Regions from separate parts of the Homo sapiens genome. Here region 2 is linked to region 1. The links are chromatin loops, found by intact Hi-C in ENCODE. Cell type or tissue: psoas muscle. All regions are shown on one strand. Region 1 overlaps PDE4D (phosphodiesterase 4D). Region 2 has its middle 150 kb from the start of PDE4D-AS1.

Evidence for each region. Peaks named below come from ENCODE experiments on the same cell type or tissue, not always from the same donor. Only the 100,000 strongest peaks of a DNase experiment are listed, where the experiment ranks them.
Region 2: a loop joins it to region 1, with 4 times the contacts of the local background. A loop is called at or near these places in 8 of 110 quality-filtered maps.

What each region holds. Positions count from the first base shown.
Region 1 is chr5:59,671,358-59,676,357 of GRCh38, forward strand. All of the region lies in intron 1 of PDE4D (phosphodiesterase 4D), which reads right to left. Among named protein-coding and RNA genes, the nearest start is that of MIR582, 30 kb to the right of the region's middle. In psoas muscle, a CTCF peak has its summit at 2,284 (motif pointing left); no DNase peak of the experiment used is centred here.
Region 2 is chr5:58,884,931-58,889,930 of GRCh38, forward strand. No RefSeq gene overlaps it. Among named protein-coding and RNA genes, the nearest start is that of PDE4D-AS1, 150 kb to the right of the region's middle. In psoas muscle, a CTCF peak has its summit at 1,889 (motif pointing right); DNase peaks (open chromatin) are centred at 1,931 and 3,351; H3K27ac peaks cover 1,336 bases.

The sequences.
Region 1 (5,000 bases):
GCTTGATTCCTTTCTAATTATAAAAATAAGCTTGGGGTGAGTAGCAGGGGATAAAAATACAAAGTATCATATAGGAGTTAATAAAGAAAACAATCATGATAATTATCTTTCTAAACAGTAAAGAGAAACCAAGTATTTCTTCATATTAGAAATATAATACAATTTTACAGCCAGGCATGACGACTCACACCTGTAATCCCAACACTTCGGGAGATGGAGGCAGAAGGACTACTTGAGCCCAAGAATTCAAGACCAGCCTGGGTAACATGTCCAAACCCCTTCTCTACAAAAAATACAAAAATGAGACAGGTGTGGTGGTGTGAGCCCGTAGTCCCAGCTATTTGAGAGGCTGAGGTGGGAGGATCACTGGAGCCCAGCAAGTAGAGGCTGCAGGAGCCATGATCATACCACTCCACTCCAGCCTGGGTGACAAAGGGAGACCCTGTCTCAAGGAAAAAAAAAAAAAAAGTAAAGAAATAATTTTTTTCAAAGAAACCCTTTACATTAAAAGCACTACTTATGATGGAATCTTTAGGAAATGCTAGAATTCCTTGTCCCTAGATTTTTTTCTAAAGGATTAAAATCTTCATTTTCTAGGAGAACTGACATTTAAATGTATGATTCCTAAACTCAAGATTTTTAAAAGATCTGAGTTGCTCGATAACTCTATAGCACACTCTTGAAGATGAGATATTCATGGACCCTCCCTAAATCTTGGAAAGTCTTCAGGCTAACGGCAGGGCTGGAGCTAAAGTTGAGGCAGAACCTCATTTCTGCCAGTAACAGCATGCCTAGCCAGGATTAAAAAATTTGCCAAGACCACACAGAAAGAGACTAGATGGTAAGTTGGATTTATACTTCTCTTTGCAACTGAAGGCCATTCTGAACTCCTGCCTAAAGTTGGAGAAAGTGAAGAGAGGCCAAATCCAGAAACCATTAGGGCTCAGAGATAATTATTATGGAAAACCAACAAGCATGTACCTAATGATTCCCCAGAGTCACTCCTAGAGCAAGGAATGAAATGAAAAAGTTTATATCACCCACAAAACAAAGATTCAATGCAGTCAATGAACCAAAGAAGAAAAATTCAGCTCTGAAATGTGATAATAACCTGATATTCCTCCTCAAATCTCTGGATATTTGGTTACATTATAATTTGCTTGATGCACGTATTCTTAAAATACCAACACTCAATTAAATTCATCACCTAAGAAACATGGTCATTAGTAATTATTTTTGCATAATCTCTTTTCATTTTTATTACTGCAAATTTTTTGTTTCTAAGTCCACAAAAGGAAACTTCAACTTGATGTAATACAAAAAGTCCAGAGTGTATCACAAATTAATTTATCTAGAATGTAATCACCATATAGAAAAAATGATGCATATGATCTTAAAATTGCATCCAGGTTTAAAGTTCTATAAAAAAGATAAAGGGAAGGATGTTACTATTCTGAGCTGATGATGTCTTACCATCCCAAACTGTAACCATTGAACATACACATTTATTGACAAACTGCTTTGAAATCATAACAAGATGTCTCACAAATGTATTGTGTTTTGATGCACTAGTGTCTTAGCTGTATGAAACAGCTACATCCATGTTTTTCCATCTATAAAAAGGGCAATGAAAAGATATCCTTTGAGTCACTTTTAACTCAACTTTCTAAGTGTCTCCAATTTTATAAACATGAATCATACTCCTATAAAGAAGTCTTCCACTCCACCTTCACGAGTGTATATCTTTGATCAGGAAGTTTAAATGGACACTCTATATGCATCCTTGTGCTTTTGGGGATCTGACAATCCTTTTTTTGATGGAACAGTAAATGGCCCAACTGTTTGCCTAAGACTAGGCAGAATGCAATTTATCTTCTTGGTTTGCAGAAAATGGCTATGTAAACTTTACCACATTTGCCAGTATTTCCATTCCTTAAGACATAGCTCATTGACTAGGACCCAGTTTTCCAAGCAAGTATAAGATGTTTCCTTGTTACTAGTATGTTTTTGGAAAGCAAAAGAGACCTTCCGAATTACCTCTTAGAGGCATGCTTCACTTTTGTCCTCAGTAATGATTATTTCAATATACTGTTTACAAACCCAATCGTTACTCCCTTTTTGAATGCAAAGTAACACGTGCTAATTGTTGTTTTGATGATATTAGTGAATCAAAACCTTATGGGAAATACAATTGTCTCATCTTCCAGGTTTCTATGTGAAATACTCAGAACTGCACTTGCAAATTCCTGAGCAGCTTCATTCTAAGGGAAGCATGGCGCCATCTAGTGATCATACAGAAAATTACATTTATGCATTTTCTCTCAAAGCTCTGTATTAAAATGATGAGTTGGCCCATACATTAGAATTGAAAGAAGAGAAATAGAATAAAAATTCCTAGAAACTTTACCTAGTTATTTGCTATATGCACCATCCTGCATGGTCATTATTAAACATATATGGGTTATAACAATAATAATATGACATTGTCCCTCTCTTGGGGTCACTTTTTTAACTTCAACTTACCATTGGTTTAGTCATGTAGTTTCCGAAATAAATATCTTCACATGGAACATTTAATTCCAATGAACTATATTTTTGGTTCATTAAAAGTTAATGAAGTTTTTGAAACAATTCCAAATGATCTGTAAAATATATTTACTTAAAAATGCTTCATTTTATTTCTCTAGTGATGCCCTGCTAGGATGCTACCTAAATTGTTAAATATTTAAAAACACAGAGGAAAAAGTAAGATAAAATAAATAGCATACTATTTAGAGATTAACCTATTCCTTAATATGGAAAATTATTCCTCATTGTCAGAATAAAACATATTATTGTATTTCTAGTTTAAGGATAATATTGTACAGATATCAATAGGATAAGATATGCTTGCCTAAGCCGGAATAGATGCCCACTCTGTCCCAGCAGGGTTTTTCCAGTTTTACCCTGTGGAAAGTTCTATGAAGACAAGGACCATGTCTGATGCATCTTTTCATCTCCATACGCCACTACTCACCCAACCCTCGCCCCCACCAGCACAATGCCTAGCATGTCATAGGAACTCAGGATGTTTCTTCAATGAACCAATAAATTAATTTATTATGTCTGTCTCTAAAATCATTATTTAGAGTCTATCTACCACAGGAAACAGCTTTTCACTTTTCTATTGTATGATTCTCTGCTCCTTTTCTGAGATACTCTCTCTACAAGTGGCACCTTATTTGATATTCACACTGCCACCTCCTAAATTCTTTAAAATCTTGAGTATCCATGTCCAAATGGCTTTCTTTCCATGAGTTATCCATCTTACAGAAAGGGCATTATTCATCAACACATCATTTGATGAAATAAATCCAAAAGGGTGGAAATGAGAAACTCTTATTTCTTACTCTTTTCAATAGGTAGTATTAATATTCTGTAACAAGGAGATTTCAATAGTGTAACACATAAGATATTACTCACAATTTGAAACAGGTGCTTTTGGCATTATAGGCACTTGGCCACAATGCATAGTTTAATATTTGTGTGGCTCAAAACAGCTAACTTATCTTGAAATGTTGCAGAGGAAACTTCCTTAATCACATTCTTACTGTCCAGTGACTGAGGTAAATCATGGCATACATGCGTCATTATGAATCACATACTATCTATACCTACACTTCAACTACCTGTAACTAGATTTTCACTATACGGTGTAATGAGTTTCAGTGAGAACATTCAGATAACCCATTCCTCAAGTAAATATTCCAAAAGCATTTTATTTCACTGTAGAGAAAATTTAGAAAAAGTAGATTTCTCCTTCTCTAGTATTGCTGAATTGTGATTCAAATCTATAATACACAGTAAACGTCTCAGAATACTACTACTTTTGAAGTACAAAGATTGCCACGATGTAGAATAGAATGGCTTTTTGTTTTTAACCAACATCCCCATCAGTACATTCAACTCAGCCTTGCAACTCCCACTCATAATGTCACAACTGTTTGTCCCTAAGCTAATTAAGTGTGTCTGCGAGCTGTAGCGTGAGTTATGAAGTTATCATTTCTCCACACTTTATAGCTGTTTGAAGGATATGAAATGGCAATGGACAAACAGTCATGATATTTTTGGCAAAATATCAAATGTTTTTGATGGAAAGTGAAAGGGCTTTGGAGCCCTCTGACCTGGGTTCAAATCCTAACTCTTCTACTTTATAGCCTGAGCAAGTTACTGAACTTAAGTTTCTTTATGTGAATGTGGAGATGCTCTTGGACCCAAAGTTCTAATTTTGGCACATACCTATCTTTAAAAACAATAATAATTTTAAAAGTAATTTTGAAATGTGTTGGTGAAAAACGTAGGCTTTTTTGAAAAAGGGTCTCTCACTCTGTCACCCAGGCTGGAGTGCAGTGGCGCAATCCTGGCTTACTGTAGTCTCGACCTCCCAGGCTCAAGAGATCCTCCCACCTCAGCCTCCCAAGTAGCAGGGACTACAGGCACGTGCCACAACACCTGGATAATTTTTTTGTATTTTCAGTAGAGACAGGGTCTCACTATGTTGCCCTGGCTGATCTCAAAATCCTGGGCTCCAATTATCCTTCCACCTCAGCCGCCCAAAGTGCTGGGATTACAGGCATGAGCCACCACACTCAACCAAAAAATATAGTGTTAAGAGATCACACTGTGACCTATAACATTTATATATTTAGAACACCTTTGGAGCTAACTGAGATTAGGGATCAAGATATATGTATATGTATATACACACACACACACACACACATTTAATAACACAAGCATGCACTTTTGTGAAATAGAATACGTAAGTTCTAAGCAAGGAGAGTGCAAACTGCATTTATTTTTCAAAAACAAGAAAAATACAGTCATAAGAGGTTTTAAGTAACTAGTTTTAATCAATCCATATGGTTGCATACTTAGAGTTTTCTTAGAAATACATTTTACATTTAGCATTGACCTTGGTATGTCTAATATTTTCTAGGTATTTTTCACATATTTCTAAG
Region 2 (5,000 bases), 790 kb before region 1:
TACCTTTTATTTCTTTCCCTTGCCTAATTTTTCTGGCTAGGATTTCCAGTACTGTGTTGAACAGAAATGGTAAGAGTGGGCATCCGTGTCTTGTTCCTGATCTTAGAGGAAAAGCTTTCAACTTTTCACCGATGAGTATGACATTAGCTGTGGGCTTGACATATATAGCCTATATTGTGTTGCGAAACATTCCTTTTACACCTGATTCGTTGAGAGCAAATTTGATGTTAATACCTCTCATTCCTACAGGGAACATTGTTTTCTTTTTTTCCAGTCTCTAAGATTGATCTTACATAACTTGACTTAAAAAATAATATTAATAATAATAAACCTGTAAAAGTAGATCACTTGGAAATTAGAAAAATAGAGTTGCTATTTGGTCTGCAGGAGGTCCTGAATCCAAACATTCTTCTCCTCTCATTAGCCCTGGCCTTAGTCTGCTCGTTAGTGGTTTCCAGAGAAACTCTACTTCTGACTTCTTGCCCTCACATTATCTAAAGATTAACCATGAAGAGTTACACTGACAAGACTATTTCTGACCCTGGCCTTTTGCTGCTTTTCCGAGGAGGCTAAGTGTGACTCAAATTAAGAAAGGGGAGAAAAACCCTTCTAAATAATGTGTGACCTATGTTATTAAACACATTCTGTAGGTTTTCACTATACACAACTAATATATATGGCCATGTGCACATGAGTGTTTTAACCCAAGGGACTGCAGAATATATCCCAATTTACTTTTGTTCTGATGGACTGCTCAGAAACTGGATATTGGGGGATTTCATTTTCAATTTGATAATCCCTATTGTGGATTCCAAGCCAGTTCCAGTCATCCCATTTCACACAAAATCTAAGAAATAGGCTCAATTTATCCATAGCTTGAAAGTAGAGTATGTGGTACATTATTCCACGAGGGCAGTCATCAACACCTGCTAATCATTACTGTATGTTTTCATATATTTTCTCTCACAACCCACCAGCACCTAATATTCTAGCTGGTAGGAGGCTTAAAATTCATCTGGTTAAATTCCTCTCTTTTATATATACAAAGAAACTGGATTCAGAAATGTGAAGTGTTGCCCAGGTCAGGCAGCTGCTAAAAGGCAAACCCAGTTGCCAACATAATTCTTTTTTGGCTCCCAAATGAGTGTACTTTCAAACCTCAGGAATCTAACTCTCCAAATAACAAGGGGGAAAAAAAACAGCTTCAGGTCTTTATTTAATAGAGGTCTTTCAAAAATCCAGAGGTCCATTACATTTGCCTAAAAAAAATAGTTATCTGTAGGAGGAAATAAAAAAGAATGTGCTATTTACATTTTAGATAGGAGGAAACTGAAGAATAGAAAATACTTCTAAGATTTTTGTGATAGTAACAAAATCAAGCATAGAGCTTTGTCAAAAGAGCTCACTTTGTAAAGTGAACCATCTTTGGACAGTAAATGTGGTAACAAGTAAAATGGTGATTCAAAAAGAAATCAAAGTGCTAGTTGCGGAATTGGTTGAGCGCCCTCTGTTTCAGGCCAAGCGACTGAGGCAGTGATTTCGGCAGATCAGGGCTCTCTGCATGGCTGAGGAGGAGAGGACAGGGCCAGGAGCATGGGCCTGGAATACGGCTCTTCAGTCAGATCCTGCGCCATAACTCCCAATCTGTGTGATCTTGGCAATTTAGGGAGCTACATCTCCTCATTTGTAAAATGTGGAAACAATTATACCACTTCATGTGGTTATTATGAAACTTGGGATCTGGTATGCAATAAGTTTTCTCATTTTCATTATCAACAAAAGAGTCTAAGCACAGATCTATGAGTTCACACAGGGCCTGTCTTAGCAGTTACCTCTTTCGAAATTTGGTGGATGGGAAATGAAAAACGCGTGCTCAGAACAGCCACTAGAGGGAGCTCTCAGGTCACCCTGGCATGGTGGAGGCCGGGCGCCCCGGCAGCCCAGATACATACCCAGGCATTCCCACCTGGTACCAGCAAGCACAGGACCTTACAGGAAACCCAACACCCTAAGGCTGAGGCCCACGGATTTGCAGATCAGATCTCCTCCTTAAGCTGAGGTTTCTGTGGGAAGGCACTTTTCAAGTAGCCTGAAACTGCTGTTCTTCACTGTGTTCAGAACTCAGTTGTGGAGTGTCTCTGACAATAGACTGAGATACTTAAACAGGAAGGAGACTGTGTGTGTGTCCATCTACTCCCGATGATAGATAAATAGATAGATAGGTAGGTAGATAGGTAGATAGATAGATAGATGACAGATAGATAGATGACAGATAGATAGATAGATAGATAGATAGATAAACAGAAGATAGCAGAGTCACAGTTGCCCCTTTATAAATGTAACCACAACTGTGCATTTCTAAGTGGGGACAAAATGGAGGGAGCTGTGGGGACTGTGGACACTCTGGGAGCCTGACCCACTGTGTGTTCTTTTAGAATTGCAGGGCCTGGGGCTGGGGCAGGGAGGGCACTGCCAATCTCTAAGTGGCACAGCACCTACAGCCTGCCTGGGTTCATTTCAGGCAAAATGTGTGTGTTCTCTTTAGGGTGAGGCAAGAGCCAAGCGCCCCAGGCCAAGGATGGAGGATGTGCTTGCCCTCATCCCAAGCCCATGTCTCTGCCCCACTGCGCCAACATCACCCCCCACCGCCCTGCTCAGGCATAACCTTCATGGTCCCTCTCTTCTCCTTACCAAATCTAAAATGCTGAGAAAGAATCTGATTTCCTTGTTTACTCCTCAGGTTGATTTAGCACTTACATCTTAAAACCTAGCCGTAATTTTTGATTTACAGGCTTTGTTTTTGCTGACTCCTTTCAACTCTCACCTTCCAGCATCTTCAACTGTCACCCCAAGCCCAGAACAGTCATCATCATCAGACTGAAGTGTCTTACCCATTGCTTCTGTGAACTTCTAAGAGCAAAAGTATGGGGAGTTTCTTCACTGAAGACGCTCTCCCTGACTTCCTGTTCTCCTCACATCCTGTCACTAAGCTCCTGGCTTCATCGGGTCAGTTCTGACTTGCAGGGGTGAAGAGAGACTGGTAGAGGCAGAGGGAGGTCACATGCTGGCTCCCAGGTCAGGGTGCAAAGCAGTCTGCAGCCTCGGAGAGAGGCTGTCTGTTGTCATTTCTCTCTGTAAGGGTCCAGGCCTTGCCATGAGGGTGAAGGTCACCCCAAAAGTCCACTGCAGTTTTCCATCCTCTAATCTGAAGCCAGACCTTTGTTCTGGCCCCTTCAGCTCTGAAGCGGCTGAACCATTTCCCTGCTGGCCTCATGTCCAAGCTCTTTGACTTTTGGGTGCAAATGATGTCTGGACAGCTGCTGGCCTTAACTTGGCGGCTGGACCTCTGGGCTCTGCTCTCGGGAAGTCTGACTCACTTTGCTGGGGTTATGCCCTCCCTGTTTCTTTCCATCTCCTCTCCCCTTTTTTCCTTTTGGGCTCAGACACTGGGCGGCCCCCAGCCCCTCTTGCTCAACCTACAGACCTCTTCAACCTCTTTTTGCCTTAGAAAAATCAGTTTTGTAAAATCCATTAACGTCCTAACAAGAATTCCAAGTCACAAGCATTCCCATTAGGGTGCCCACCTCCCAGTCATTTCTCCCCTTCCCCACCTCCCTCTGTGGGGATTTGTAGTAGAAATGCGTAGAAGAAATGCTTGTGGAAGGAACTATCATCTTTCCCTGTGAAGTCCTGAAGATCTCCCCTTAATGTTTCGAAAATAGTGGAGCCTACAATTGCTCTTTGAGTTGGGGGCATTGTTGGCCATTTGCTTGTTTTTCAACTACAAGAGCCTTTTCCCTCCTTCAAAAACCAACCACACACACAAAAACCCACATGAGCCATCCTGTCTTGGATATGCATCCCTGGGGTTAGCCCAGTGCTGGTTTTTATGTGTCTGCAAAATTCCTCCATTACCCACCCTAAATTGTCACCTCATTTCTTGCCAGTCTGGATCTACACACTGAGACCAGGAGACCATAAAAAAAGAGAGAGAGAGAGAAAGGAAGAAAGAGAAAGAAAGAAACAGAGAGAGAAGAAAAGAAGGAAAGAAAGAAAGAAGAAAGAAAGAAAGAGAGAAAGAAAGAAAGAAAGAAAGAAAGAAAGAAAGAAAGAAAGAAAGAAAGAAAGAAAGGAAGGAAGGAAGGAAGGAAGGAAGGAAGGAAGGAAGGAAGGAAGGAAGGAAGAAAGGAAGGAAGAAAGAAAGAGAAAAGCACATACATACAGCAAAGAGGAATTGATTGTGTTTGCTTCTTGCCTCAGGGATAGTTTGTTGCCATTGATTTCAGGTCATCTGGAATATACAATTTTGCCAGTCCTTTAACCACAGTTTTAGTAAATAGGATAATTAATTGAGCAGATTTTAAAAACAAAGTTCTATGAGAGATCTCTCCATGGTAGCCCCCAAATCCAGTGCTCTGTCTTCTCTCAATGCTACAATGACTCTCCACTGTGCTCAAATGTATGCCATTTGTGCATCCACTTCTGGCCTCTAACAGGAGGTGAATAATTTTGCTGAGAGACTGGAGAGTTGTAGAGAATTAGAGATAATTTCTCTGCTCCTGTGCTCTGTGTACACAAACACAAGCTGGACACAGGCCCGTGGGAATAAACCCCGGGTGCAGGCAGTATTTCCTGAAACCTAAGACACTGCATGCTGGACTCACTAAACCTTAAGGATGGAGGCAGTGTGGTTAAACACCTCCAGTTTTCAGATAAATAGACAGGTCTGTGATCTTCTGGAAGCAGAGCAGAAGATGGAAGCTTGGACTCTGGCACTGAGTTGCCTGGATTGGAATCTGACCTCTTTAATTCCTGGCTGCTCTGCAACCTTAGGTATAGTGCCTAACCATTCTGTGCTCAGCTTCTCTATCTGTGAGATACAGATAATTATAGGCTGGATGCAGCGGCTCATGCCTGTAATCCCAGCACTTTGGGAGACCGAGGCCGGCAGATCACCTGAGGTCAGGAGTTTGAGACCAGCTTGCCCGACATGGTGAAAC